Regions from separate parts of the Homo sapiens genome. Here regions 1, 2, 4, 5, 6 and 7 are each linked to region 3. The links are chromatin loops, found by intact Hi-C in ENCODE. Cell type or tissue: dorsolateral prefrontal cortex. All regions are shown on one strand. Region 1 has its middle 32 kb from the start of NAV2-AS5. Region 2 overlaps ZDHHC13 (zDHHC palmitoyltransferase 13). Region 3 has its middle 22 kb from the start of MIR4486. Region 4 has its middle 110 kb from the start of E2F8. Region 5 has its middle 85 kb from the start of E2F8. Region 6 overlaps CSRP3-AS1 (CSRP3 and E2F8 antisense RNA 1). Region 7 has its middle 11 kb from the start of MRGPRX2.

Region 1 (4,000 bases), 78 kb after region 3:
TCAATAAATCCTTGCTGATAAACTGTTTCAATGCACAAAATATAATAAATAATGCAAACAAAATCAGTGCAGCTCCCTGCCTTCTAGGAGGTTTTGGTGTAATGTAAGTGGCAAAAATTGCAGAAAACAGAGAACAGCAGAGTTGGACATAAAAGGCCCATAAATATGACAGGTTTTATAGGGTTTGCATTTTTTTCTTAGCAATACCCTCATCAATGCTTATCTGTCAGCTTTGCTAGAGAGCTGCCTGAGAACCTGACTTTACCTTGGGAAGGGTTTGGATAGTCTTATCCAAAAAAATCATTTCGCTTGACCCAAGACTGGCCATATTTATCTCCTTGTGACCAGGTGTGGGGGCAAAGGACCCCTTGGGAATGCAATATGATGGAGGGTGGGGCTGTGATAACCCCTCTCCTTTAAGCCTCCCACCTGACACCTGAGGGGGCCATGAAGAGGAGAGGGAGAGTGGAGGGTGGGAGAAGGAAACCACATAGGAAGGTGGTAGAAACTGGGGCTGCTGGTCCAGGGCAAGATGCCCTGACCCAGGGCTAAGTACCGGGAGGACCATCCTGGGCACTGAGCTTTCATGCTGGCAGGAATTTGGACATCACCTTTTGATTCCCCAAGTCTAAGCAAGAGAACACTAGTGTCCCAAGAGGCTCCATGAAATAGGCTTTCCTAGTAAATTCATTTGGGAAACAGATGCACATCAGCTTGGAAAGTCCTGCACACAGCGATTGACTTGTTCTGTCTAACATGTGCTTCCCGGTGTATTGGATCATGGATCCTATCATGTTCCACAGAGCTAATGTTACTCAGAACATAGTTCAGGGGGAAAAACTGCCCCCCACCTTTTTTTACATGTGAGGGTAGTGGCATCAAAGTGGAAGAGAGTGCAGGAATGGCTGCTTAGGATCAGATCAGTTGGTAAAAAACTGAAATCAGGATCCAGGCCTAGAGGTTCTAGCAGTAGCCCAGTGGTTGGCAATACAAATACCCATAGGAGTAAGGCAGGCTGGCTATAGGGGAAAAAAAAAAGTCTCTTGATGGTCTAGCTTGCATTATCTTACATCTTAATAATGTTGGGGGTTTAGAGAACTATTTTTGACTGTAAGAGAAACAATAGTGTAAGAATGGGCCGGGTGCAGTGGCTCACGCCTGTAATCCCAGCACTTTGGGAGGCCGAGGCAGGTGGATCACAAGGTCAAGAGATCGAGACCATCCTGGCCAACATGGTGAAACCCCGTCTCTACTAAAAATACAAAAATTAGCTGGACATGGTGGCGCGTGCCTGTAGTCCCAGCTACTCGGGAGGCTGAGGCAGGAGAACTGCTTGAACCCAGGAGGCGGAGGTTACAGTGAGCCAAGATCCCGCCGCTGCACTCCAGCCTAGTGAGTAGAGTAAGACTCTGTCTCAAAAAAAAAGAATGGCATGCTCTTAAGGGCAACTGACACTCGACTTCAGGCAGAAAGGTCATGGTGAAGACTGAGGCTAACAGGAATGCCTGGAGCCAAGGGGCAGCCACTTCGTGGCTCTTACCATATGAACATGCACGACAAAAGTTGTTGGTTCTTCTGATTTCTCAAGAAAGGCAGGACAGACCGATTTTTATGGCACATCTCCTGAACAACTATTTTTTTCAGGCTGACTTTTATCTGCACGTCCTCATTTTCTCTGTGGGACATTTTCCTCTCCATGGATGGCCAAGCACTAGGCACTCTCTGGCAGTGGTAGGCAGAACCAGGCAGGTCAGCAGGAGGTGGAGATTCCCTTCCTAGTTTGCTTTGCCTCCAGGGATTCCCCAGAGAGATAAATTGGGACAGCAGCGGCTCCACAAACAGCAGTGTTCAACATAAATATTGCCAGGTTTGAGCTAATGTGATACCAGCCTGTAATCCAAACAAAATAGACCATTGTCCTGTGATTATTTCTCCCCTGGACAAAAGCCTCTGAACACTTGGCCTCCCATTTTTTTAAACTCTCTATTTATGGGCCATGTTAATTTAATTCAGCAGCTCCGCCTTCCATGTGGCTCAAAGGCAGCAGTATTTGCATTTCATGATTTCAAAGCCTTTCTGGTCTGCTGGGCTTCACTGAAAAGAAAGGCTTTGTCCTCTTCATTCTGAGAAACAAGAGGACAGAAAAACCACCCAAATCCTTTGACGTAACACAAAACATGCCCAGCAGCTACACACGCCGTTGCTCATATATCAGAAAGAGAGACTCAATCCCAGAACACCTGGAATGGTCCGGAATCATCTGTCCTTAGCCTTCCGGCTTTCCCCAGATGCAGGCTGTGACCAGGGAGTGGAGAGACCTCCCCTTCTCTGTGGCTGCTGACCCAAGGCCCAGTGGAAAGTTGTCTAAGCAGCTGGCTGGGCATCCTGAATGAGACAGTTGTTCATTTGACCAACTCATTCCCCACCACCCACCACCACTAATGGAGTACTGGGCACCAGGCTGGCAGCTTTGTAAAGCTTACCGCGTCTCAGCCTTGCAGCAGATGAGACGGGGCTTGTGACTGCCACTTCACAGATGGGGAAACTGAGGTGTAGAGAGGCAGAGTGATTTGCCTGAGGTCTCAAGACCTCCTGGAAATAAAAATAAAGGATTCTCTTTGGACAGCAAAGCTGGCTTTTTTCATCGGTTCTCTGGAGATGACTTTGATTTTTAGTCCTGTGAGCAATAATGGATTTCTATTTTTCTTTTTTAATATAGATTTTTTAACTGTGCAAATAATCCATGAATATATTGTTTTTATACAGCATTACAGATAAGGCTTGCAGCTCTATAGATCACCCTCATCCACTCCTTCACTCCATTGCTACACTTAAAAGCCTCACATGCTCTCCTGTCCTCTCCAAAGGCAGCTGCTAGCATCAGCGCCCACAGTAGCCTTCTTTTGTTTCCTGTTTATAAACCATACATTTTCTATGGCTACACATACGTGTATTGTTTGATGCTTTCTAATAAAATTGTATCATAGTGTACACATCTTTCACACTTTCCTTATTACAGTCAACATTTGGAGAATACAGAATGCAGCAGATCAAGAACTTTCTCAGTCTTTCTAACATGCCCCAAAATACAGCCTCACTATGGTTCATTTAGCGTCTCATTGTTTTCACTCTCACAAACGATGCCACTGGGCTGGCCTTGCATTGCTTCTTTGGACACATTTACAAGTATTTCTTCAGAGCTGACATGAGAAGTGGGATGGCTGCAGGCAAAAAGGACTGCTGGTTCTCATACCCTTCTACTTCTTCCATAGGCTAGAACCCCAATTTCTTAGTTTGGGTTCCCTGAAATTATTTCTGGCACAGAGCAATGAAGACCAGTTTATGGGACAGTGCTCTAGAGAGGGCTATGTGTAAGGAAATGTCCAGGACTAAAAAGAAGGAATAGTGGGCCTGCAGGCCCCAGCGGACCTGATGAGGACCCCTGGAGCTAGAACGACCCTTCAGAGTTGTCTCAAATTCAGCCAAGGAGGTCATAACCTTTTATGTCAGCATAAGGCAATTCTTGGCAAAAATGGTCTCCTCCGGGAAGCTTGAAACTTCGGGCAAGTATAATCTTGGGTGAGACAATTCTTTGTGGCTCTGAGGAATAATCAGAAAGGGACAGAGTTATGTACTATCAGTCATCAGTGCTCTCAGCAGCTGGGGGATAGGCCTATCAGTCCTTAAGAGGGGACCTGGGTGAGGCACCACAGCATCCCATGCACCCACTTCCAGTGTGACAGCCAGAAGAGCAACTCCATTTCCAAGCCTCCCTCACAGCTATATGCATGACACTGGGTTCTGATTGACAGAACATGGGCAGAAAGGTGAAAAACTTCCAGGTTGTACCTTAAAGGGAAGGGGTGTGATCCCAAATCATTTCGCTTTTGCAGGAAAGGAAAGTGAACTTCAGTGTCATTTAAACCAATTTTACTTGGAGTTTCTCTGGAAAAGAAAACCTGAAAGTATATGCTGACTTACGAATTATGAGGTCATTGGA
Region 2 (4,000 bases), 390 kb after region 3:
AAAAGTGACACTCAAGACCAAATAAATTTATCTCTAATGGTGTAATTGTGGCTCTCCTGTGAGCATCTAGAAAAATATTCTTTGATCATTTTAACAAAATCATTCAAAGAAACAACCCTCTTGATTCAGAGATTCCAAATAAAAGTATTTCCCTATATATTAGATACATGTTTGCAGAAAGACACTATTAAAGGTACATAGGGCAAGATCCTTTGTGAAAGAATCACATCATAATTTCTTTATGAAATCCTGATCGACACACGACTCAAAATATATACGTTCAGTTCTCAAAAATACGTTCAGTTTCATAATGCAATGATCCTGCACGCTGAGCTGACTGAATTTTCGGCTCCTATTTTGATTAACTTACAAAACAAATGGCAGGGGAATCATTGGATCACCACTCTCCAAGTAAAGTGAATTACACCCTATCACCTCACATAGAAGCTGAAGACACTCCTTGCTTTGGTGCTCTTGCCTGTGTGGTTCACTGACCTAAAATGTCCCCTACTTCCTCTCATTTTCTTCTAAAACCACACTTTTAGGGTATCCAAGTCTTAACTGCGATTAAAACCTAACTTATATTTTCCCTCCTTCCTTGCAATCTTTTCTGATTCCCTGGAGAGAATCATACTCTCCCTTCCCTGAATTTAAGAATGCTTTATCTAAGGCACTCAGATGTGGACTATAGTTTATAGACACACAGCCTTCCCAGTAAGCTGGTAACACTTTTGCAGTTAAGTCTCTCAATATGGAGCTAAAATTTGCCTTTCTATAACTTCAACCAACTGATTTTCATTCATTAGATCCTTTAGATCTGCACAGTAGCTGTCTTTTAGATCTAACCTACATAAGCTTATCCCCTCATTGGTTCAATACATTTTTACTGAGTGCCCATTCTACATAGTGCATTGGCTTCCAAATGATAGACTTCCAAACACTTGAAATTGGAAGACAGTGATCATACCTCCAAGATAAACAGCAACACTGTCCTTATATAACATTTTCCTGGTCATGTTCCTCTGTTCATGCTCCCATTTGTCATTCTCTCTTTTAAAAGGATATAATTCAAAACAGAGCAAACACCAGTGTAGAGGACAGAGAAGCTGCTGTTGTCTTTTGCTTGGACACTCAAATCCTTGTAATACTATGTGAGAATATACTTGCTTTCTTGACAGCTGCATCACTAGCCACACTGAGCATTTAGTCACAGCGCCTCGTTCCTTTGCACTTGACCAGAAGCTATGTCATAGCTCACCATAACATGCACTTGTATAACTGATTTTCTGAAACTCAGTATGGGACTTTACATGTATTTATCCCTCTTAAACTTAACTCAGTTAGTTACAGCCAATATCACAAATGTAATATTCAGTGATTCACCATTTCTCTCCTGAGTTTGAATTTTACCTTCAAACTCATCAATAAGGTTCCATTTTATTGTATTCAATCCCCCCTCGCACAAGCCAGACATTACTTGCTGAACTTATAAAAGGTACCAAAAGAAACTGATCATCTGAGAAGCCAACCTAGAATTGCCCTTGAAATTAGTTTAAACATGCAGCCTTCCACATCAATTTTATTCATAAGAATAATTAATAATAAAATATTAGGTATATTTATAGAATGCCAATTTTGCCATGGGGACTGTGGTGAGCACTTTATAGTAATCCTTGCAGCCACACCATGAGCTTGTTTCTGTTATCTCCAATTTACAGAAAAACTAAGGCTTGGTGAAATTATGTACCTTGCCCCAATGGTGCATAACTAGTCTGAAAAGAGCTAAAACTCAAAATCGTTTTGTCTTCTTCCATAGTGCCCCAGAATGTCTTCCCCTAATAGGCCAGTATCTGCGGAAGCAGATGCCCTTATTCAATCCAGACGGCAGCCTGAGACAAAGCTAGCCTAAAACCCAGGGCGGCATCTCAGTTCATCCACAAGGCAGTTCCAAGATTTAAAATTTAGTTTGAAGAACATTATTCTGATGGTGAAGTATGCCACCTACTGACTTATATGCCCTCACAAGTAGCAGGTTCATATGGTTGCCTAGAACAAAGGGCTTTAGGTTGTACAAGCAAATAAAATCATCCATCTTGTTGATTCCAACATCTTAAGATTCTGTCTAGCTATGGAAATCAGTTCTCTTTTGTTAATTTTAATCACGGCCCATTTAATTCTTCCACGACCCACTAACGAATAGCAGTCTGAGATTAAAACAAAAACAAACAAAAAAAACTCATCCAAGAAATAGGTTTATTACTTAAGGATCAGGGCCCAGGACCAAGTCCAGCTTAGGGGTGTGTTATTCTCTTAGTGTTGGCCGAGTCCTGTCACCTAGAAATGGGGAGAGGGGTTACTTGGGTTGTAACCATTTATGACTTTGATTCTACAAATTTGAAATAATTCAATATTTGTGCAAAATCTGACATGTTTCTCAAATTTTAAAAATTTATCAAAAAACACATTTTTAAAACTGTTTTATTCCACTGCCATATGGATTGGTAAACAAAAATATCAGCTAACTTTCCTTCCTCAGTGTCATGTCAATTACCCTAGAATTTATGAGCGTTAGGTCTTCTGCAAGTGATTTTGTTGTATCCTGTGCTGTTATTTGATGCACTCATGACTACTTATAAAATCATGTATTTTTCTATCATAATAATAATATCATCCAAGCCTTCATTAAGTGGTGGTAATAAGGCTAGTGCTTAAAAAACTGCCACCAAATCAGTAATTATGAGACAAAGAAGAGATAATAAAATCTTTTGAAAAAAGCCAAATGGCCCCAATGTATGCTGTGCCATTCATTTAAAGAAATCTGAAAAATTAAATTAGAGATAATGCTCAGAAATAAAAAGGAGCATAAAGGAAAAACATGCTATAATGGATGTGGACATATGTACTTTGAGAACTCCTATGGCCATCTCATTTCACATTTATTCCTATGGAAAAAATATTCTTGAATTCAGTTTATGCATGTCTCCCATAAACATTCTGTTCTTTCTTTTCGGAAATGCTATTACCAGAAAGAGAAGTAATGTGGAAGTTTAAATGAACACACTGAAAGGTATATTTCTATCTACAACATTCCTTCTTCTCCTACTCCATAAGCAAAGCAAGGCCATCAGGGCTTCCCAGGGTCCTTGGAAGGGGAGAAGGGAGTCTGGCAAGAGGTGGGAAGATTGAAAATGCCTTCCACCTACCTGAAGTCACAAATGGTTAGAGCCCAAGTAACCCCTCTCCCCATTTCTAGGTGACAGGACTTGGCCAACACTAAGAGAACAACACACCCCTAAGCTGGACTTGGTCCTGGGCCCTGATCCTTAAGTAATAAACCTATTCCTTGGATGAGTTTTTTTGTTTGTTTGTTTTTGTTTTAATCTCAGGCTGCTATTCATTAGTGAGTCATGAAAGAATTAAATGGGCCATGATTAAAATTTTTTAAAAAGGAAATGGGATGAAATAACACCATAGAGTAAAGCATATATTAGGAGTACAGTCTTTGTTTTACATATATGTTGAGTGGCAAAGTAAATTTATTTTCACCGTGGATTGAGAATCATTGCCTTAGATAATATCACTAACACTTACCGTTACTGAGGAAGCCATATTTTCCCCAATATCCCTTTCATGCAGTCCGTCTTAGTACTCAGAAAATGTATTAATTAACTGTAACTGCTGACCAAATTATGAGAACCATCTGACCTTGAAGGAATCTCAAGACAATCCAACAAATTATGGTACAAGTAAAACAATAATACATTCTACTGTTCCCCTCCTATGAGTAATAAATACTAGATACTTACTGTTTCCATAATGTACTCTGAGACTACTTTTAGAATCAAGTAGATTTTCAACATTAAACGTCTTCATCCAGAACCATTAAATGAATGCAAATATAAGTTGCATTCCCTGGGCCTTTTCCAATACCTAAATTCCTAACAATAACATTACTCTTTTAAAGGCAAAATGAGATACACATCAAAATTGATGCTTAAAG
Region 3 (4,000 bases):
CACCATGGGAGCAGAGGAATTCACTATTGCTGAGAAATTCACTATTGTTCCTTGGTGGTGGCATCTTCTTGGGGTCTTCAGGACATACAAACCCCACACCCTCAGAGAATGCTAGAAAGAAGGAGTCACATTTTCAACCTAGAGTCCCCGAACCTTTAGTACCTGGGAAGGCAAAAATCTGGGAAGGCAAAAATGTGAGCAATGTTTACTTCCAAAACAGCTAATAAAACTTGAACATTGACCTTCAATAAGGCCTCCCCATGTAAAACTCATACGGGTTGGAGTTCACTGCTGCTTGTTGTTTCTTATGAGTACACAGTGATTGGAGTGGATGCTGTGGTGAGCTGCCCAGAGCCCCCCCCAGGTCTGGGAGTGTTGGCTGCTGTTGGTTTATGGCTAGTTCGTCCCCAGGAATTGCACTGGATGAAAGAGCTGCCTTGCCCAAGGTGATAGACCTTGCCTGATTCATGTGGGAGTGCACAGACCTGGCCTGCTTTCCCCAGTGGGGATCACTCTGCAGCTCTTCCCAGCCCCAGACCTACCTGGGGACCAGCTGAGGCCTTTGTCGTGCATGTTTCATGGTTCCACCTCTCCCTCTGCCAGCTTCTGCTTCCCCACCTCATTGATGGCATTACCAGGACATGCCCCAATTTCCTGTACATTGATCCCTGTCTCAGAATCTGTTTATCGGGGAACCCAATCTAAGATAGTCACATATCTTGTTTACTCAAAACTGAAAAGGAATAAATTATTACAACATACATACATGGGTAGATAAGATTTTTTTTTTTTTTTTGCAAAACATGGTATGTATGAGATAGAAACCCCATTTTTAAAAAATTTATTTATCTTTAATTTTTTTTTTCGGAGTTTCGCTCTTGTTGCCCAGGCTGAAGTGCAATGACGCGATCTCAGCTCACTGCAACCTCCTCCTCCCGGGTTCAAGTGATTCTCCTGCCTCAGCCTCCCGAGTAGCCACCACGCCTGGCTAATTTTGTATTTTTAGTAGAGACGGGGTTTCTCCATGTTGGTCAGGCTGGTCTCGAACTCCCGACCTCAGGTGATCTGCCCGCCTCGGCCTCCCAAAGTGGATAGAAAACCATTTTTAAGAAATGTCCTTGCTGGCAAAAACACCACCACCATAAACAACCATCTAATTCATCCTTACCTACTCCCTCATTTTATAGACGAGAAACAGAACCCTGGAGGACAAGTGGCCTGAAAGTCACAAAGCCCACAAACAGCAGAGCTAGAACACAAAGCCAGACCAGCAGTGTTTCCATTCCTTGAGGCGCCTCTACTAGCTTTGGGTTCAGGGCAACGCATTTTCTAACAAAAGCCTACCCCATGAGTGGGGAGGAGCTGGGCAATGGAGCCTGGTGTCTCCCCCAGAGGGTTAGACACTTCCTGCTCTCTAACATCCAGAGACAAATCACAAACTGTAAGGTTGGCCTAGTGTGGGCATTGGCATCAGACAGCCCAAACTCAATCCTGGCTCTGCTATTGGCTAGCTGTGTGGCCTTAGCACAGTTGATTTACCTCTCTGAGCCACACTCTCCTCATTTCTCAAATTAAAATTCTAAATTCTAATTATCAGAGTTGCTTTCTGAATAAAGTAAATGCCTGCACGTAGATGTCATAGCACGATTTCAGGCCCTTAGAAGACTCTAACCCAGCATTAGTTCCCTCTGGCCACCTTTATTTTGTGTTGCCTCCTGGCTTAGAGCGCAGAATTTCAAAAACAAAAAAGGAGAGAGAGCTCCCACAACTTTTCAGTATGAAATGCTCTGTCCCCTTCTCTGATTGCTAGGGGAACAGAAAGCAGCCTCTTTTTCTACTGGGCGTGAAGCCCTTTGAGTCCACCCAAACTCGCCAGCAGAGGGCAGCACAATTCTGCTAAAAGCCCACGAGGGGTTTGCCACCCATTCTGGGCCTCCACCATCTGATGACTACCCGGCTGGCACAGAGAGGCTGGTGCTGCCTCTGTACCTCTCCTCAGTCTGGGTCCCTGGAGCCCTGGCAGCTGTGGTGTGTCTCCCCAGAAAGGGAATGGCCAGACCTGCTCTGCAGCAGCAAAGGCTGGATTCAATCTCGGCAATGCCAAGGCATATTTGCATGTGCTCTTCTGTTAAATACATCAGTTTGTTACAAACAATCCTTCCCAGAGGTGAAGATGCAAACCAGCCTGAGGCCACCCGCAGCCCAAGCTCCCATTTCCTAGGCATTGAAAATCAGCTGGTCAGTGCCTTCCCTGGCTCATCCTGGGGTGATGGGGAGGGGAGAGAGGTGTGTGTGTGTGGTCTGCATTACTGTATATTGGTGCTCAGATGAAGGCTCTGAGGCCTGGGTGGGTATCCCCAAGAGGGAGGATGAACTAAAGCAGGGGTAGGCCCCCATATCTCTCTTACTCCTTCCAAAATGAGCTGGGAAGAACCCCAGGAACAGAATCCGCACATTTCCCCTGACTTCAGAGAGCCCTGCTCAAGACGATGAAATTAACAAGTGAGAAGCCCAAGATTAGGGGTGGGGCTGTTGACCTCCTGTATCTCTGTCTCTAGATTTCCAGGAATTTTGGGGCTTTCTAGACAAAGGTTCTGGCTTGAAGGTCCATCTGGGCTGGAGATGGGGCTATGCATTGAAAGAATGCTGCCCTCCCAAGAGTCCTTCTGAGCCCGGCTCTTGCAAGGGAACAGGAATGCCTCTCCTCACCAAGGGACATTTTCCTGCACAAATGTATCCATGGAGAGCATGTTACACAGCCATGCTGAGACTGGAGGCAAGGCTGCAAAACCTGCCTTCCTTTTCACTCCGCAATTGCAGAGGACAAGAAAAAGAATTTCAGCTTACGCGTTCCTTTCCCTGCCTTGAGAAGGATGGTCTCAGCACTCCCATCCAGCTCCCCCCCTTCCCCCCCACACACACTCACACACACTCTCTCACAATGCAATGTTAACGCTAAAGAAGTAAGCAAATTCCTTGGTGGGTGGAACTGCTGCCCAGGAAACAGCCCCTCGGAGAGAGCTACTTTAAGGCAGAAAATCCTCACAGCACGCTGGCCAATGAATGCTGTTCAGCTCTTTTACACTACAGCGCTGAAATAATCTTTTTTTCACTTTCTCTCCAAAATGCCTATAATGTCTGTGAGGCTGAATAATTTATGGTCCTACCGTCCTTCATGTCACAGAGTGGTTCCGCTTAATGTTGTTCCATGGCCTTGTGACAAATGGAGTTTTTCTTGTGTTCTTTGACCCAAATGGGATTCAGGCTGGGGAGCTTCTGCTCGGTCTGGGTGGGATGGGAGAAAAGTGAGGAGGAGGGGAGAGGGTGGCTCCTGTGCCCGTGGCCACAGGGCCCAGCAGGACAGGCCCTGGGCTCCATGCCCCTGAGCCCCGATGGAACAACCCCTGGGTTTCTGGGAATTGATTCAGAGAAGTGTAGAGAGGCAGAGTGGGGAGGCTGAACACTCAATGACTGTAAACTGTGAATTCCCTGCAGACGCCTCACACGCCTCCCCTCTGGTGTCTCCATCTGTCCACGGATTCCCAGTGACTCCAGCTCTTGCTCTTCCCAGCCCCAGGCACCGCAAAGAGGCAAATGAAAGCCAAAAGGCAATGAGCCCTTTCCCCCGCCCCTCCCTGCCACCTACACCCCAAGAGGCTCTGTCCTGTCTCCCAAACTGACCAGTCTTGCTGCCTTCTCCAGGGGCCCAGGCCACCCCAGTCTCAGCCCTGGGCATCCATAGAGCACAGGCCTCATCAATAATTCACTGCCTCCCCCGTCCTCCTCAGACAAAGGGAAGGGAGCCTGCAGGCCTCAGAAGCCCCAAGACCCCAGGGTTGCAGTCAGGGAGCTAATGTCCTCTTGAAAGGAGAGGAGATGTGGAGAAAGAGAGAGAGAGAGAGAGAGAGAGAAGAGGAGAGGAGAGGAGAAGGAGGGGAAGGAGCAGAGTAAAGAGGAAAGAAAGGCTAGGAAAAGGAAGGCAAATAAATCCCATCCAGGA
Region 4 (4,000 bases), 210 kb after region 3:
AGGCCCCTGTGCTGGAGCTCCCTCCCGGGTGAGACCCTGTCACATCCCATCACACCAGCCGGCGCACACGCCCCAAGTGCACATGGGGACAGACGCTCTCGCCACAGAAATACCTCCCAACCAGCAGGAAGTGGGAGGATGTTCAACACCTCCTGTGAGCCTTTTGTTTTTTTCTAGGAGTCAGTCTCCACCAGTTCTGGGGCTGTTGCTGTCCTTGTGCTGGAGCCAGAGGGGAGAGAGTCACAGGAGAAAGAGGAGAAGCAAGGATGCTGTTGTCAGCTAGCTAGCTGCCACATCCAGTCTATTTCCTGACTGGGCAGAGGGGACTTCAAGAGAGTATGCCCTGATGTAAAAGCTCTGGTTTCCTACTGCCAGAGAAATCTCAGGATGTTTAAATACACTTGAATGAAAATGAACTGAAAGAAAGGACTCAGGGAACATTTAACTGAATTGTTGAGAAATGAACATGCGTGCTGGATTGATCCCTAAATGCAGCAATGGATCAGCAGCTTCTCCTCTCTGTGTCATAAGTCAGAACTGAGCGGCTGCAAGGGAAAGGAGAAAAACAAGAAGGCCTGGCCAAACTGCACCATAAGATGAGTGGGGAGCATTGAGGGCAAGCCCTGGCTTCTCCTCAAAGTTCATAAGACAAGCCCACTCTTACTGAAGATCTTCTGAACACACTGCCAAGACTTTTTCCTGCCTGGTACAAACAGCCTCCAAAAGGCTTCAAACTCCCATTCCACATCTGCCCAAATCCTTCTTCCTCTGGGCAACCACCCCGGGGGTGGGAGGTTGGGTGGGACGGAGGTTAAAGACAGGTTTGGAGATATAGCCCAGTACATAGATGGTACAGGAAAAAGCTTCCTAGTCTTAGAGGTAGAGGCATCCTTCAGAGGGACCCGCTGAAGTCCCTTCCTGCAGTAAAACTTCATTCCCTGTTAAATGCCAATTTAGGATTCCAGGTGCCAGACAAGTCACAGGCCAGGCCTTCTTAGGTATAACTTACTCCTTCTGCTGTGGGTGTTGGAATTGTGAGCCCAGCTTTGGCAAAATATCCTTAGATTTTCCCAAAGTTTGCAAAATCAGGCAATGCCCCTTTGGCCTTTTCCTCACTCCTGTCCCTCTCTCCAGTGGCTGCCGGGACTGGGGAAACTGTTTTTTAAATCTGGATTAAAGGTTGGAGGGTTGGGGGCCTGACCTGTTTCATCTTATACCTGGAGTTAAGCTTCTAAAAGAAGGGTGCATCTAAAAGAAGGGTCTTTCCAATGGTCTAATTAACACTTATCACCAAAATCGCATTTTTAATTAGCCCTTGGTGTCAATAGGGGAAACAGAAGAGCTTCTTGGAAATCTAGCTTTTCATTAATCAATCAATAAATAAGTTACATAAGAGGTATGAAAGAGAACCAAGGAGGCATGGTGGTTTCTGGGCTGAGTTTCTAATCTAGGGGCTTTTTTGCTTCCAAAGGGAGCCCGTGAGCCGGCCACTTCTGCTAAGCCACAGGGGAGGGAGGGCAGACCCAGCCGCCAACCCTGGCGCCTTTATCTGTGCACTGCGAGCGAGCGGAGCGTGCTCCCGCCTCTTCCCTGAAGAAAAGAAAGGATCACACACAAAAATAAGTCACTAGGGCCCCAGCTGGGCGACGCGGGCTGCCACCGCCGCCGCCTGAGTCCCTTTGCAGGCAAGAAAGGAGCCGGCTCAGCGGAGCGCACACCCGGGAGGCACCGCGGCTCCCAGTGCTCGGGCGCCCCCTCCCCGCCCGCGCCCTAGCCCGCCGCCCGCAGCTAACCGGAGCGTGGGAGAGCGAGAGCCAGGGGAACCGCAGGCCTGGCCTAGTTGCCCCCGGCTTGGCTCGGATCCGATCCACCTACACCACCCCCACCAACACATACACACGTATGGACAGACAGGCACAGCAAAGAGGCACAGACCGACACAAGCACAGCAGATACTCGCAGACATGCAGACAGACACACATACAGACTTACAGACGCACATCCATATACACAGATCACAGAAGCTCAGATCACAGACGAGGAAGCACGCCTCCACAGAGGGACCCGCGCAGACAGGTACTGGACCTACATTCGGAGACAGACGTAGCTAGAAAACAGAGGCGCAGACAGAAAACACACGCGCTCATAGATACACCTAAAGACTAGCACACAGAGAGGAGGACACACAGACCGAAAACACAGAGACGCCTACAGAAGGATCCACAAATAGCGGTATTCAGACACAAGAACCTGGAGAGGGCGTTCACAGACACCCATGCCAACAGCAAACACAGAGGGACCCAGACGCGGGGATACACCCAGAGACACAATCACGCAGAGGGGAACCCACAGAGACACGCAAACAAGACAGTCAGAAACACAAGAACAAGCACAGGAGGTGGCACAGCCTCAGGCACGTACGCCCAGAGGGACACACACCCACTCCGGATAGGGGCGTGCGCAGTGTCGCTGGAGGCCGGGAAAGTGCGCCCCCGAGCTCGCAGAGCAGCCTCGGAGCACTGCGCCGGGCGCCCAGCCCCGCATCTGCTGGGGAAGAGTTTCCCAGCGCATCTGTGAACAAGGGCCCGCCGGCCGTCATCGCGCACGGGTGGCTATGCGTCCGCTCGCCCGGTATCTATGCTGCGGCCGGGTGGCTTGAGAGGCCCTGGCCCTCGGTCAGAGTCCCGCAGCAGAGGTGTGGCCCCCGAGCCTCTCAATGAGGGGCCGGCCCTCTCCCCAACGGCAGTCCCCACCCTGCTCTGGACCCCGGAGCTCAGCACAGAGCATCCCCAAGTCCTCTCCTCCTTGCCCACCCAGTTGCACCGCAAACTTTCCCAGGCCGGTCCCGCCGCCGGGCAGTCCAGCCAGACCCGACCTGGGGGAGGCAGCATAGGGGGTTCCTACCTGCGCCCACACCGGCTTCGCGGAGCCGCCTCCTCCAGCCGGTCTCGCACTGCACTCCGGCCCGCGCTTCTCAGCCGCGGCCGCTGCCGCTGCAGCCGCTCCTTGCCCTCCCGTTACCCGGGAAACCGCCTCCTCCTCCCTCCCGCCAGCCAACCAGTGCAGTTCACATGGCGCCTCGCTGCCAATCGGCGGCCTCGCCACCCCGGTCCCCTTCCAGGGTCCCGAGCCCTTTCCCAGGCTAGGGGACCAGAGAAAGAGAGAGGGTCTCTCCGGAGCTGCTGCTATTCAATGGCAGACCTGCCAGGCAGAGACATGCCAATCATGCCTGCTAACGCCCTTCTTCTGTGGGACAGACGCACCTGACACTTTAAGGAAGACCTGCATCGTTGGACAACCTGAGTCAGAAGATGCCTCCGGGCACCTGGTTCAACCTCTCACTAAATCCAGGAATCCCCTGGACAGGATCCCATCAGGGAGCTGTCCAGCCTGTGTCCAAACACCTCTCTGGATGGAGCTCTCTGAAGCTCCCAAGACGGTGCTTATTGCCTTCCTGATTGTAGAGCTCTGGTTGACAGCAAGCTCTTTCCAACACTGAACTGAAATCTGCCTCCATGTCAAGACCCGTTTGTGATTCTTGGACACGCAGAACAAGGATCCCTGGGCCAACTAACAGCCAGACCTTCTGTAACCTAGAGGGCAACACATCCTATCCCCAAGGTTACCCATCTCCGGACAGTTATTCATTCTTCTTAGCTTACCCAGGGCCATTTTGGAATCTGGGAGGCTTGTGCTCCCCATGTCCCTTATCTCTCTTTCATGGAGTGGCCTAGTACGTAAGTGCCCACATGAGAGGATATCAGGAACCCAGTACTGCAAATAAGACTTGAACTTCTGAAAAAATGTTCTCTCCTCTCCTAAGTTAAGGTCAGGTCCAAAGAGTAAAAGGGGAGGCCAGGCATGTCTGGAGAGGCACTACCGTGGACATTTCTCTCTTTCCACTCCGCCTCCGATCCTATCATCCAATCAAAACTTGCCCCACCACACAGGGTGCCCAAGGTGAGAAAGCAAGAAGTCCTATTGGTCTTGGCAGGAGAGA
Region 5 (4,000 bases), 230 kb after region 3:
CCAGTTCAAATGTCACCACCTCTATGACCACTCTCCTAGAGTCAAATTTAATCACACTGCTTCCCCATTCATGTCAAGAACATGCCCCTATTTCAGTGGTTCTCAAAATGTAGTCTCTGGACCAACAGGATTTGCTGCAAGTAGAACTTGTCAGAAATGCAAATTCTTGAATCCCAACCCAGAGTTACTTCAATATTAGAATTACTGAGGGTGGGGCCAGCAGTCTATGTTTTAACAAATCCTGCAGCTTTCATACAAAAGTTGAAAAGCACTGCTCTATTTTAACACATCTCATTAGAGCCACATATATAGGTTTGAGAAAATTTTTATTCCGGGAGGACCTACAGGGCCAGGACTGGATGCTGTTGAGAGTTTGTCACACAGTGTCACACAGTAGGTGCTTAGTTGGCTTTGAAAGTGCTTTTTTCCCCCAGCAATTGCCTGGCAACCATGGCTTAGTGACGTTAGCAATGACAGCCAGACTGAGGTTGGAGGCATGGGCCTTTTGCATCCTTTGCAGCAGGCTTCCTCCTCTTGTCTTGTACCTGGCTTGTTGAAAAAAAGTTTGTGATTTTTCCTTCATTTATTTCACAAAAATTTATTGAGTGCCTACCAGAGACCAGACACCACTAAATATGAGAATACAATGACAAGTAAAATGCCCACTCTATCCTCATGGGGCTAGCACAGGAGACACATACTCGTCAAATAAAAAAGGCCAACTCAAAGTGGCATTTACATTTATTAGCTTATTTAATTGTCACAAGTAACCCTAAAAGTGAGTAGTGGTGTCGTCTCCTGTCTACCAATGAGGAAGTGAATAAAGAAAGGTGAAATACCTTGCCCAAGTTCACGCAGTTTGCACATGACAGAGCTGAAGTTTCAACCCTGCAGGCATTTGTTCCTGCTCTTAATCACTACACAATGCTGCCTTAAAATAATTACACAACAAAATTATAAACATTGATAATCACTTTGAAAAACAGTACATAAGAGCACATGACAGGGAAACCTTATGTAGTCAGTGAGGGGAGAGGGTGCAGTCAGAGAAATACCCTGGAAGAGGCCACATCTGAGCTGGAACCTGAAGGATAAGCAAGAGTTAACTTGCCAATCAGTGAGTCAAGGCAAGGGTGGGTACAGATGAGGCCTCTCCCCAAAGAGGAATAGCACTTGTAAAAGCCTTGAGAAGGAGGCCTGGGGGAAGTTGCCAGTGGCCACAGCACTGGGTTGAGGGTGGAAGAGGATGTGGATAGAGGCTGAAGGTATGGGCGGTGTCAGACTGCCATGACAACAGTCCTTATCCTTGGCCCACTTTTCCAAAGCAGTGTTGGCAAACCAAGGGTTCCACATGGATGGATGGCTCCACTGTGTGTGAAAATGTGGCTGAAGTGCAGGAAAATCTCATCATTCATCCACTCAGTCATTCAGAGATATTGATTGTGTGCCTACCATGTGCCAAGAGCTGTTGTAGGTATCGGGGACACAGCCCCATTCTCCTGGAGCATATCCAAAGCAGGCCTGGGGAGAGAGGACTCTCTGACAACTGACATTTGCATTCCTTCATCAGCACTGAGCCTGGGCTGTGGGCTGGGTACTGTGTTAGGTGTTCTATTGGATGGTCTGGTTTGCATTTTAAAAAGAAATTGAAGGCACATTCCAAAATCACAACTATACCTCCTAGTGGCTAAAATGGACATCTCTTAATAATTTCAACAACCACTTATAGCTCAGGATTTGAAACATTCCTGAAGAAGCAGGCATTAGATAAATCATTTTGGACTGTTCCATAAAGTGAACTTTGCTAATAGAATCTAGGGTAATGAAATGAATGTCTCCAGACCTGTAATTCATTCTGCATAACATTTACACACTCCACTCTGCTGAAATCTTGTCAAATGACTTCAGTCAGCAAAGCTCAGCCTGAAGAGGAGGTGGAGAACTAGCACAAATTTGTTCAAAAATGCCTTCCAGAAAGCATTTTCAAAAGCTGTCTTCATTGCTTCTTGTTTTTTTCTTTTTTCTTTTTATTTTAAGTTCGGGGGTACATGTGCAGGTTTGTTATGTAGGTAAACTTGTGTCATGGGGTTCTGCTATACAGATTATTTCATCACCCAGGTATTAAGCCTGATATCCATTAGTTATTTTTCTTGATCCTGTCCTTCCTTCCACCCTCCACCCTCAGGTAGGCCTCAGTGTCTGTTGTTCCCCTCTATGTGTCCATGTGTTCTCATTATTTAGCTCCCACTTATAAGTGAGAACATGTGGTATTTGGTTTTCGGTTTTTGCATTAGTTTGCTAAGGAAAATGGCCTCCAGCTCCATCCATGTACCTGCAAAGGACATGTTCTCATTCATTTTTATGGCTGTATAGTATTCCATGGTATATATGTAGCACATTTTCTTTATCCAGTCTACCACTGATGGGCATTTAAGTTGATTCCATGTCTTTGCTATTGTGAATAGTGCTGCGACGCGTGCATGTGTCTTTATGATAGAATTATTTATATTCCCAGTAATAGGATTGATAGGCTTAATGGTGTTCTGTTTTTAGGTCTTTGAGGAATTGCCATTCTGTTTTCCACAATTGTTGAACTAATTTACACTTGCACCCACAGTGTATAAATGTTCCTTTTCCTCCACAACCTCCCCAGCACCTGTTATTTTTTGACTATCGTATAATAGCCATTCTGACTGGCGTGAGATGGTATCTCATTGTGGTTTTGATTTGCATTTCTTTAATGATCAGTGGTGCTGAGCTTTTTTTCATATGCTTGTTGGCCGCATGTATGTCTTCTTTTGAAAGGTGTCTGTTCATGCCTTTTGCTCACTTTTTAACAGGTTTATTTGTTTTTTATTTCTTATAGATTTGTTTAAGTTCCTTATAGATGCTGGATATTAAACCAGATGCATAGTTTGAAAATATTTTCTCCTATTCTGTAGGTTGTCTGTTTACTCTGTTGTTAGTTTCTTTTGCTGTGCAGAAACTCTTTAGTTTAATTAGATCCCATTTGTCAATTTCTGCTTTGTTGCATTTGCTTCTGGCATCTGTCATGAAACCTTTGCCTGTTCTCATGTCCAGAATGGTATTGCCTAGGTTGTCTTCCAGGGTTCTTGTAGTTTTGGGTTTTACATTTAAGTCTTTAATCCATCTTAATTTGAATTTTGCATATGGTGTAAGAAAATGGTCCAGATTCAATCTCCTGCACATGGCTAGTCAGTTATCTCAGAACCATTTATTGAATAAGGAGTCCTTTCTCCATTACTTGTTTTTGTCATCTTTGTCAAAGATAAATGGTTGAGTGTGGGCAGCCTTATTTCTGGGCTCCCTATTCTCTTCCAATTGTCTGTGTGTCTGTTTTTGTACCAGTACCATGCTGTTTTGGTTACTGTAGCCCTGCAGTATAATTTGAAGTCAGGTAATATGTTGTCTCTAGCTTTGTTCTTTTTGCTTAGGATTGCCTTGGTTATTGGGGCTCTTTTTTGGTTCCATATGAAGTTTAAAAGAGTTTTTTCTAGTTCTGTGAAGAATGTCATTGATAGTTTTACAGGATTAGTATTGAATTTGTAAGTTGCTTTCGGCAGTCTGGCCATTTTAACAATATTGGTTCTTCGTATCCATGAGCATTGCAATGTTTATCCATTTGTTTGACATCTCTGACTTCTTTTAGCAGTGTTTTGTAGTTATGGAAGAGATCTTTCGCCTCCTTGGTTAGCTGTATTCCCAGGTATTTTATTCTTTTGTGGCAATTGTGAATGAGATTTTGTTCCTGATTTGGCTATCGGCTTGATAGCTGTTGGTGTATAGGAATGCTACTGATTTTTGTACATTTATTTTGTATTCTGGAGATGTCACTGAAGTTATCAGCTTAAGGAGCTTTTGGGCTGAAAGTATGGGGTTTTCTATTTATAGAGCCATGTCATTTGCAAACAGGGATACTTTGACTTCCTCTCTTCCTATTTGGATGCCCTTTATTTCTTTCTCTTGCCTGATTGCTCTG
Region 6 (4,000 bases), 240 kb after region 3:
ATTCATTCTGTAAATGTGCCAGGTATTGTTCTGGGAATTAAGGAACTTGCAGTGAACAAAACATGAAATCCCTCATGTTGTCAAGCTCCCATTCTAGAGAAGGAGACAAACAATGAAAACCTAAGTAAAGGACGGTGTTAGATAGTAATAAGCGCAGTTGAGAAAAATGTATCCAGAAAGATAGGAGAAATTTTTTTCTCCTTGATGCTTTAAAGTATTTTCTAACAATTTTTTTTAAGAGATGGGGTCTTGCTAGCTGTCTAGGCTGGAGTACAGTGACGCAATCATAGTTCACTGTAACCTCAAACTCCTGGGCTCAAGGGATCCTCCCGCCTCAGCTTCCTTGAGTAGCTCAGGTGTGTGCCACTGCAACTGGCCCAGAAAATATTACATGTAGGATCAGAAAATATACATACTTTTTAGAGAAAAAAAGCAATACCAAAAAAGTGATTACATTAAGAAATGAAGTTGGTTCACAACTTGGACCTAAGCTGGGATATGAACATGTGACTCTTTTGGTAGACTGATGTCCTACTGCCAGATGAGGGAAACAGACATTGGCTAAAGAAGGCAGGGCCCTGGTCTGCAGTGACCCAAAAGATAAGGCATTTAGTGAGGCAGCAGCCTGAGTCCCAGATCCAGGCTTGGATTGAGGAATGTGGCGTTAGTGGAGTTCTCAGAATCAGGACAGTACTGACAGCAAGATGTCCCTGGTGCCAGTATCCCCAAGCCCATCCCAAAAGTTTCAAATATGCTTGGATGTGCTTCCCTAAATAAGGCAAGGATTGATCTCTGAGCCCAGGGTGGAGCTGAGGCTGCAGGAGGTGAGGGGCGTTCTAATGTGACCTTCCAACGTGACATAACTCTCACAGTAGGCAGATAAATCAATGACTTCCACAGTGAGTACTTGAAAGTTCCATACAAGTTTCTGTTATCTTTCTTTTTGCCTTTTTCTGGGGCTGTTCGAGCCCAGCTACCTTACCCCGGCTCTGCTGAGGATGGTGCATGGACCTGTGAGCCAGTGAATTGGCTAAATCTGTCAGGAGACCCGTGGCCATCAGGAGACAGCAGTCTGTACCAGAAGGACCGTTTGCCTTCCCTTGGGTCCGGGACACTCCCCAAGGATATTCTAACTCCAGGTGCACCTTTCTGCCTCCTTCCTGGAAGGGCACCATAACACAGAGGGCAGGACAGGCAAGAGTCTAAAATGTGGCTTGGCCCTCCCTTAGTCACGTGATCATGGGCAAGGTATTTAACCACTCTGGGACCCTGTTTTCTCATCTGTAAACTGGGGGTTTCCCCACCTCAAGTAGTCTTTGAGAGAATGAAAAGAAAGCACCTTGGCAGAGGGCCTGGCACCCTACAGGGGCTGGGTAATTGTAACTGTTGCTGTTAACATTATTATCTTCCTTCCTGTTCTCAGAGCAGCCTGGCATCCAGCACAGGCTTTTCTCCACCTGAACCCCAAAGAACTCCCTCAGACCTTTCTTGCTGTGGCCTTGGACCACACCACTTGTGTGGACAATAGTCTCAAGAGTGAGTCCACAAGGATTCGGTTTTGAGGGAAGAAGAAGAAGATTGGAAGTTTTCCTAGGTCTGGGTCAGCCCAAGCCAACCAATTCTTCTCTGCTCTCTGCTGCCCCCTCTTGGTTCCAAGCCTGAAGAGCCAGTTGCCCACTCGTCCATAGTGTTACACCTCCTGTGGAAATGAGGATGAAAGAGGAGAAATTGTAAGCAGTTTAAAGAAGAAAATAAGCAAACAAAAAACTGGAGATTTATAGACATGCCTGCCTTGCCCTGCCATTGGGACACTAATGGCTCAGGTGCCCCTGTGATCTGAGGCTTTACAAAAAAATGGAAACCAGGCTTTGCCTTTTACCCATTTGGGTGGGGGCGGGTCCTTACCGTATCTCTAAAGAAAATGAATTAGAGAAAATTCTACAAAACCTGGCAGGAGGGTTACCGTTTCCCCCATTCTTAGGCCTATGTCAGGCATTACCAAACAATTACTTCATTTTTTTTCCTGCTGAATGCAGACCCAGCCTCAGAATCTTTCTCAATACAGCTGTACTCCGAGCAGCCAGTCCTAGTCATTGGTCAGAGTTGGTGCACAAGAGCTGAGGGCTGCAGCCAGAGAGAAGATGAGGATCAAAGCTTCCTGCTGTGTGCCTGCTCTTATGTCAGCTTTCTCCAGGTGACCTGGATACTTCATCGCTGCAACAGGGTAGCACCGGGCTTCGGTTCTCAAAATGTACAATCGTCCCTCGGTATCCACAGGATTCCAGGGCTCCCTGCAGAAACCCAAATCTGTGGATGCTCAACTCCCTTATATAAAATGACATACTATTTGCATATAACCTATGCATATGCTCTCATGTGCGTTAAATCATCTCTAGATTATTTATAATATCTAATACAATGTAAATGCTACATAAATAGTTGTTATATTGTTATTGGCTTTTATTTGTATTATTATTGTTCTTTTCCTTCAAATAGTTTCAATCCTTGGTTGGTTGAATCCGAGGGTGCAGAACCTGTGAATATGAAGGGTTGACTGTATTAGCAATTTTATTTAGAAAATCTGTAAATAAGGTATCACTAAATTGGGACTTCAATGCATCACTGAGCCACAGGGTGTGTTGGTATTTTACTGAGGGAGCTGAAAAGATTGCTGGTAGGCGGGAATATTGCCCAGGCTGAGTCACCTAGGAATGGCAAATAGGTGCGTACTTGGATGATATTAAGTGATGTATTTTCCTCCAGTATCTCTTAAAGCTGCTAAACTGGACCATGAAGCACCTGTTGCCTCCTGATTGGGTGATTACAGCAGAACAGAGGAGAGCTGTACAGCCAAACCCTTGGAATTTAAGGTTGCAAACCTTTCCAGACTCTTGAGCTACAAGACCTGGGCTTTTGAGCTTCAGTTGCCTGAGTCCTGCAAGCAGCCTGGGGATGAAGTTGATGCTGTAAACAACAGACCTGGAAGAAACCGTGACCAGTCTGAACCACTCCTTACCACTCCCCACGAAATAAGAACTGCAGGTGCTGTTGCGAGAGGAGGAGGAACAAGCAAATCAATGATCTCCAATGCAGGGAGGCCCCTGAGGAGGAGGCCTGCACACTGTTCACTCCCCCAACCCCTGGTCCAGCCAGGCCCCGGGGCAGGATAAGTTAGGCATTTGAGAGCAGATGAGACTGAGGCTCACTTCCTGGGTAAAGCCTGGGCATGTGACAAGTCTGACTGAAGTTTCCCTCCCAGAACCCAGCAGAGAAAGGAAAGTTAAGTAGAAATGGTTGCAAGAAATGTAACCTGTATTTTTGTATAACAGCAGGGAGAAATCTAATCTCAGACAATTTAATACGATATTATTCAGTCCGGTGTTTCACTATCTCTCCTCTCTTGTGGTGGTCATTTTGTTTTATTCTGTTTGAGGTTGCCAAGGCATGGAGGAGGGAGGGGGAATCTGTTCTTGATCATCACCTGTCCCCTTGTCATTCACAGAGCTGTCCTGGACTGTCTGGTCTCCAGGCATTAGTTCACACGAAGGGCTGCTCTAGTCACCTTGACCCATGGCCTGCTGAGTCTCCGTTTCCTAATCCACAAGACCACATTCTATTGCTTTTCGTGCTTTGTGAGGGCATGGGAGGGCCCTGGGAGACTTCTACTTATTGCTAACTTGCAGTGTTAGCTTAGGCTAATTACATAATTAGATAAGTTCTCCATAACTCAGTCTCCTCATCTGTAAAATGAGTATAATAATAGTACTTAGCTCACAGGGCTGCTATGAGGATTAAACAAGTTAACACATGTTAAGTGTCTAAAACATTACAAATGTGTCAGTTCATATTATTATTTGCTACTACTAATAAAGGGGCAAATGTAAAAATGGCTCTATATACAAACATGAAATACTTAATATTTATCACAGGCATTCTGATGTGCCTTCCTGGATAGGAGAAACAAGGAGAAGTTACAGCCAGGGCTTTAGGAACAGCACAC
Region 7 (4,000 bases), 480 kb after region 3:
TCAAGTAGCAAGGAGTGCACAATCAATATTCATTGAAGAAATGGATGAGTGAATCCATGAATGAATAACATAGGCCCTGCTCTCAGGGAGCTTTCAGCCTAGAGGAGCAGAGGAGACAGGTGCAGCAGCTACAGAGTTCAGATGAGGGGAGTGCCCTAGGACCTGGGTTATACCCCAAAACGGGAGCCTTCTGGGGCCTAACAGGTAAAGGGGACTACAGAAGGCAAAGAGGAGAGAGGAGTGCAGAGCACAGAGGCCTGCGGAGCATGGGCTTGGAGGCTGAGTAGGTTAGCACTTGAGAGGGATGTGAGAAACGGCTCACACTGTTCGGATCCTTATATTCTGGAACACATCCTGCCCCGACAAGTCCTTCCCTTCACTCTCTCAAAGCATAACTCCAAACTGTGCAGTTATCTGTGGATTGGGGTAAGCTTGGCTCCCCCACACTGATTTTCTAAATTTGGGCTGGACACAGGAGCTGGTTTGACACAGAGGCCCCACAGGTCTCCTCCATCCAACAAGCAAAGCCTGGGACCAGCCCAACCTTCAGGGAGTCGCCCTCAGCCTCCTGAGCTATAGGCCTTCACTGCACCCAAGTCTTCACTGACGCAGACCTCCACACTATGCCCTCCTCCCTGGCTGCCCAACCCTCCACCGTGGGGTCAGACACACCCTGCCCACCCCTGGCAGCTGGTCCCTACAGCCTCTCCCTGGCCCGCCCTGGCCAAACACTGGCAGAGGGAAGCCTGGGAAAACCAGACAGGCAGGACTTGCCAGATGGCAGCCAGGCCTGAAGGAACCTGGGGAGAAGAGGGTGACGTGAAGGTCACTGGGGCTCCCTGAAAGTCAGAAAGACATGGAGATCAGTTGTTGTTACTGAGACGTAATGGGCAGTAAGACTTACTCTTTTGTTTCCCAACAAATGACAGAATTATACCAGAAGTAATAACCCTTTCCATCTCTATAGGGCTATCGAGTCTCCAGCCCATGTTCACATGAGGTATCCGCTCTAACAGAGGAGCAGGAACAGAAGGGAACCTGGGGCGTACCTCCCTCCATCGCATAGCAGCAGGTGCAGGCACCGTGTCTTTGCCCAGTGCTTCCATCTGCTGTCCTCAGGCTATTGCCCTGCCCCAAAGCCTAACGTGGCAGACACGTGCTGAGCAGTTTCAGCTGGCCTTGGGGATTGGGATTTTAGGAGCAAGCTTCAGAAACCCTGTGGAAGACTGGGAAAGTCGGTGAAATAATAAAGATGGTCCTGACGATGACAGAGGGCACATTCTGATGTCACACGGCTTTAAGCATGTGCTAAGCACTCACATGTGCACCTTGAATACCTCACAACAGCCATCTTACTGATGGGGAAGCCAAGGACTGACTAGTAAGGTTAAGCAACATGACAGTAAGATTAAATTAGTAGTCCTAACCTGGATTCACAGACTTAGTAGATCGGGATTTGAGACCAGCATTTCAGTGGTTGATTAATAGACACTCGCAGGAGCTGCTGTACATGCTGCCATCCATGAATGCTCAGGTTGCAAAAATTACATGGGTCCCCTTCATTGCTCTACTTTAAATTGGGATGGATAATCTTGGCTACTCGGGAGGCTGGGGTGGGAGGACGGCTTGAGCCCGGGAGTTTGGAGATGCGAGCTATGATCCTGCCACTCCACTTCAGCCTGGGTGCAGGGGGAAACTTTGTCAAAAAAAAAAAAAAAAAAAAAAATAGAAAGGAAAAGAAAAGAAAATTGGCGTGGGTAAGTAGACAGTGAGTAGAGACCGGTTCCCAAACTTCACAGGGCATTCGTCTCACTTGGATTCATCTTCCTGTTCCCTCCCTCTGTCCTCACCCTCCCTCCCTATTCCCTCTTGCGCGCAGGCACACACACCACGCACAAACACACATCGGCTTGAGATCCCAAACTTTTTCCAGCAATGTCATTGACATGGGCCCCCTGCTGGCCAGTCAAGGGTTACCGCATACTAACAAAGCAATGATCCTTGACTACCACCTAGTGACGTAATGTGGTAACATTACATTTCTTTTCTATCCCTTCACAATCTGATGTGGTATTAAATATTTCGGCAACCGGAAGCCAAAATGTTAAGAGCTTGCTCTTTGTGCTCCCTGCTTCAGAATCCCTTAAAAAATTCCTCATTAAAGTATATAACAGTAAAATTTTGATGAAGTTGAAACTCTAAATTTAACTCAAAACTTGGCAGTGAAATTTGAATTAGAATAACAGGGGTACTATTTATCAAGCATCTATCAGCTAGGCATTGTACCAGTTGCTTTATATTGCTTAATTTACAATTTAATTTGATACTTCTATGAGGCATATCTTATATGTATTTAACAGATTTCAAAATTGGGGCTCTGAGAGAGAAAATAGCTTATTCAATATCAAACAGTTATTATGCAGAAGACTCAGGACTAACCAATACCGTCATTTATGAAGCATGCAAAAGTTAACCAAATGACTCTCAAAACACCCTTGGAGAACTACAGGATTAGTCCTATTTTAGGAATGAGGAATAGAGATCCAGGAAAGTTAAGGAGCTTCTTAAAGTTCACACAATGAGTATTGCAAAAAGTTAAGTGTCAGACTTCACTCCTCAGGAAGTGGAGTCTTTGCTGTGCTGCTCCTTGCCCCCCAGGGCCAAGACAACAGTTGTGCTCTGACATTTTAGGGTCCTCGCTGCCATTGTACCTGGCCTCACAGAGTCTAAAATATACCCCACCATCTCCAAGGTCTAGAGTCACCACATGGTTCCTCATCCCTGACACCTGAGTTGCCACCAAGCCCTATTGGCTCAGGGTCCTGAATTGCAGCCATATTCTGCTCCCCAGGCCCAAACCTCCAGAGCACTCCTTCTTCTCCTGAGTCAGACCAGTTCTTTGCCCTGGCCCCTAGAAGTAGAATTGCAGCTACAACCCAGCCCCTGAGCCCAAACTGCTAAAGGTGCCTCAGAGTCCCAGATCACGGCTCTCTGGACAACCTACATCCAATAAACACAGAGAGCAAACCTGCACCACAAGATCCAGGTGCCACAATAGGTTTGTGATACACTGAGCCTAGGACCCCAACCCCACAAATGCTCTAAGCACCTTCACCTGGAACCTAGTACCACTGCAGCTGCATGTAGGCCATGTCCGACCTGATACCGAGAAGGATTTTCTCAGCTAAGTCTCCACACTGTGGGGGAAATAAGAATAAGAGGACCCCAAAAGCCCTCGCTCATGAAGACTTTAACAACCTCCACCACTACTGCCACCGCCACAAACTTCTACAACCTAAGTCATTGAGGCACCCACAGTTATTCAGTGAGCCAACAAATGAGGAAGCTGCATAGAGATTATATCACTCAACTTACCCAAAAACAGAGTTGTCCTCACCAACCAGCACACCAAGACCAAACTGCAGGTGAAAGTCTTTCTCTGCAAAGATGATTCTAGAAAGTTTGGAAGAGGTAAATGTTCCATCAGATGCACAGATACAAGAAACATCATGCAGAGACAGAAGAAACATAAACAAGCAAGGAAATACGACACCACTAAAGGAATACAATAACCCTCTAGTAACAGACTCTGCTAAAAATGAAATTTAAAAATTTCTGGAAAAGGAGTTCAAAATAATGATTTTAAGGAAACTCAATGAGATACAAAAAATACAGATAGACAATTTAACAAAATCAGGAAAACAATTCATGATATGAATGAGAAATTTAACAGAAGGTGGATTTTTTAAAAAAATAAACAAACCCTGAAGCTGAAGAATTCAATGAATAAAATAAATAATACAATAGAGAGATTCAACAATAGACTTGATCAAGCAGAAGAAAGAACTCTAAATTCAAAGACAGATCATTTGAAATTATCCAGTCTGAGAAAAAAAAAAGAATGAAAAATAGTGAAGAAAGCCTATAAGACTTATGGGACACCATTAAGTGAACAAATATTCATAGTGTGGCGCTGGAAACACTGGATATCCACATGCAG

The links. Hi-C counts contacts between places; a loop is a spot of excess contacts. Peaks named below come from ENCODE experiments on the same cell type or tissue, not always from the same donor. Only the 100,000 strongest peaks of a DNase experiment are listed, where the experiment ranks them.
Region 1: a loop joins it to region 3, with 4 times the contacts of the local background. A loop is called at or near these places in 4 of 110 quality-filtered maps.
Region 2: it touches region 3 in a loop (2.8-fold over the local background); 29 of 110 quality-filtered maps call a loop at or near these places.
Region 4: it touches region 3 in a loop (8-fold over the local background); 5 of 110 quality-filtered maps call a loop at or near these places.
Region 5: it touches region 3 in a loop (5-fold over the local background); 88 of 110 quality-filtered maps call a loop at or near these places.
Region 6: it touches region 3 in a loop (7-fold over the local background); 92 of 110 quality-filtered maps call a loop at or near these places.
Region 7: a loop joins it to region 3, with 13 times the contacts of the local background. A loop is called at or near these places in 94 of 110 quality-filtered maps.

The regions. Positions count from the first base shown.
Region 1 is chr11:19,473,409-19,477,408 of GRCh38, reverse strand. It overlaps a transcript of NAV2 not described here. Among named protein-coding and RNA genes, the nearest start is that of NAV2-AS5, 32 kb to the left of the region's middle. In dorsolateral prefrontal cortex, no CTCF peak of the experiment used is centred here; DNase peaks (open chromatin) are centred at 1,769 and 2,368; H3K4me3 peaks cover 1,243 bases; H3K27ac peaks cover 2,797 bases.
Region 2 is chr11:19,159,046-19,163,045 of GRCh38, reverse strand. The region is part of intron 10 of ZDHHC13 (zDHHC palmitoyltransferase 13); the gene reads right to left. Among named protein-coding and RNA genes, the nearest start is that of CSRP3-AS1, 36 kb to the left of the region's middle. In dorsolateral prefrontal cortex, a CTCF peak has its summit at 2,002; no DNase peak of the experiment used is centred here.
Region 3 is chr11:19,551,809-19,555,808 of GRCh38, reverse strand. It overlaps a transcript of NAV2 not described here. Among named protein-coding and RNA genes, the nearest start is that of MIR4486, 22 kb to the left of the region's middle. RefSeq lists an enhancer at 1,990-2,039. In dorsolateral prefrontal cortex, CTCF peaks have their summits at 1,673 and 1,878 (motif pointing right); DNase peaks (open chromatin) are centred at 1,908 and 3,533; H3K4me3 peaks cover 346 bases; H3K27ac peaks cover 1,568 bases.
Region 4 is chr11:19,344,216-19,348,215 of GRCh38, reverse strand. It overlaps a transcript of NAV2 not described here. Among named protein-coding and RNA genes, the nearest start is that of E2F8, 110 kb to the right of the region's middle. RefSeq lists a silencer at 1,764-1,833 and an enhancer at 2,844-2,923. In dorsolateral prefrontal cortex, a CTCF peak has its summit at 1,715; DNase peaks (open chromatin) are centred at 1,735, 2,445 and 3,035; H3K4me3 peaks cover 2,491 bases; H3K27ac peaks cover 901 bases.
Region 5 is chr11:19,324,324-19,328,323 of GRCh38, reverse strand. No RefSeq gene overlaps it. Among named protein-coding and RNA genes, the nearest start is that of E2F8, 85 kb to the right of the region's middle. RefSeq lists an enhancer at 1,143-1,292. In dorsolateral prefrontal cortex, a CTCF peak has its summit at 1,677; no DNase peak of the experiment used is centred here.
Region 6 is chr11:19,309,166-19,313,165 of GRCh38, reverse strand. CSRP3-AS1 (CSRP3 and E2F8 antisense RNA 1) reads right to left here. Exons shown (of 6, transcript NR_183675.1): 6 at 1-2,534. Among named protein-coding and RNA genes, the nearest start is that of E2F8, 70 kb to the right of the region's middle. In dorsolateral prefrontal cortex, CTCF peaks have their summits at 1,430 and 1,635 (motif pointing left); a DNase peak (open chromatin) is centred at 1,635.
Region 7 is chr11:19,069,347-19,073,346 of GRCh38, reverse strand. No RefSeq gene overlaps it. Among named protein-coding and RNA genes, the nearest start is that of MRGPRX2, 11 kb to the right of the region's middle. In dorsolateral prefrontal cortex, CTCF peaks have their summits at 1,763 and 1,993 (motif pointing left); a DNase peak (open chromatin) is centred at 1,946.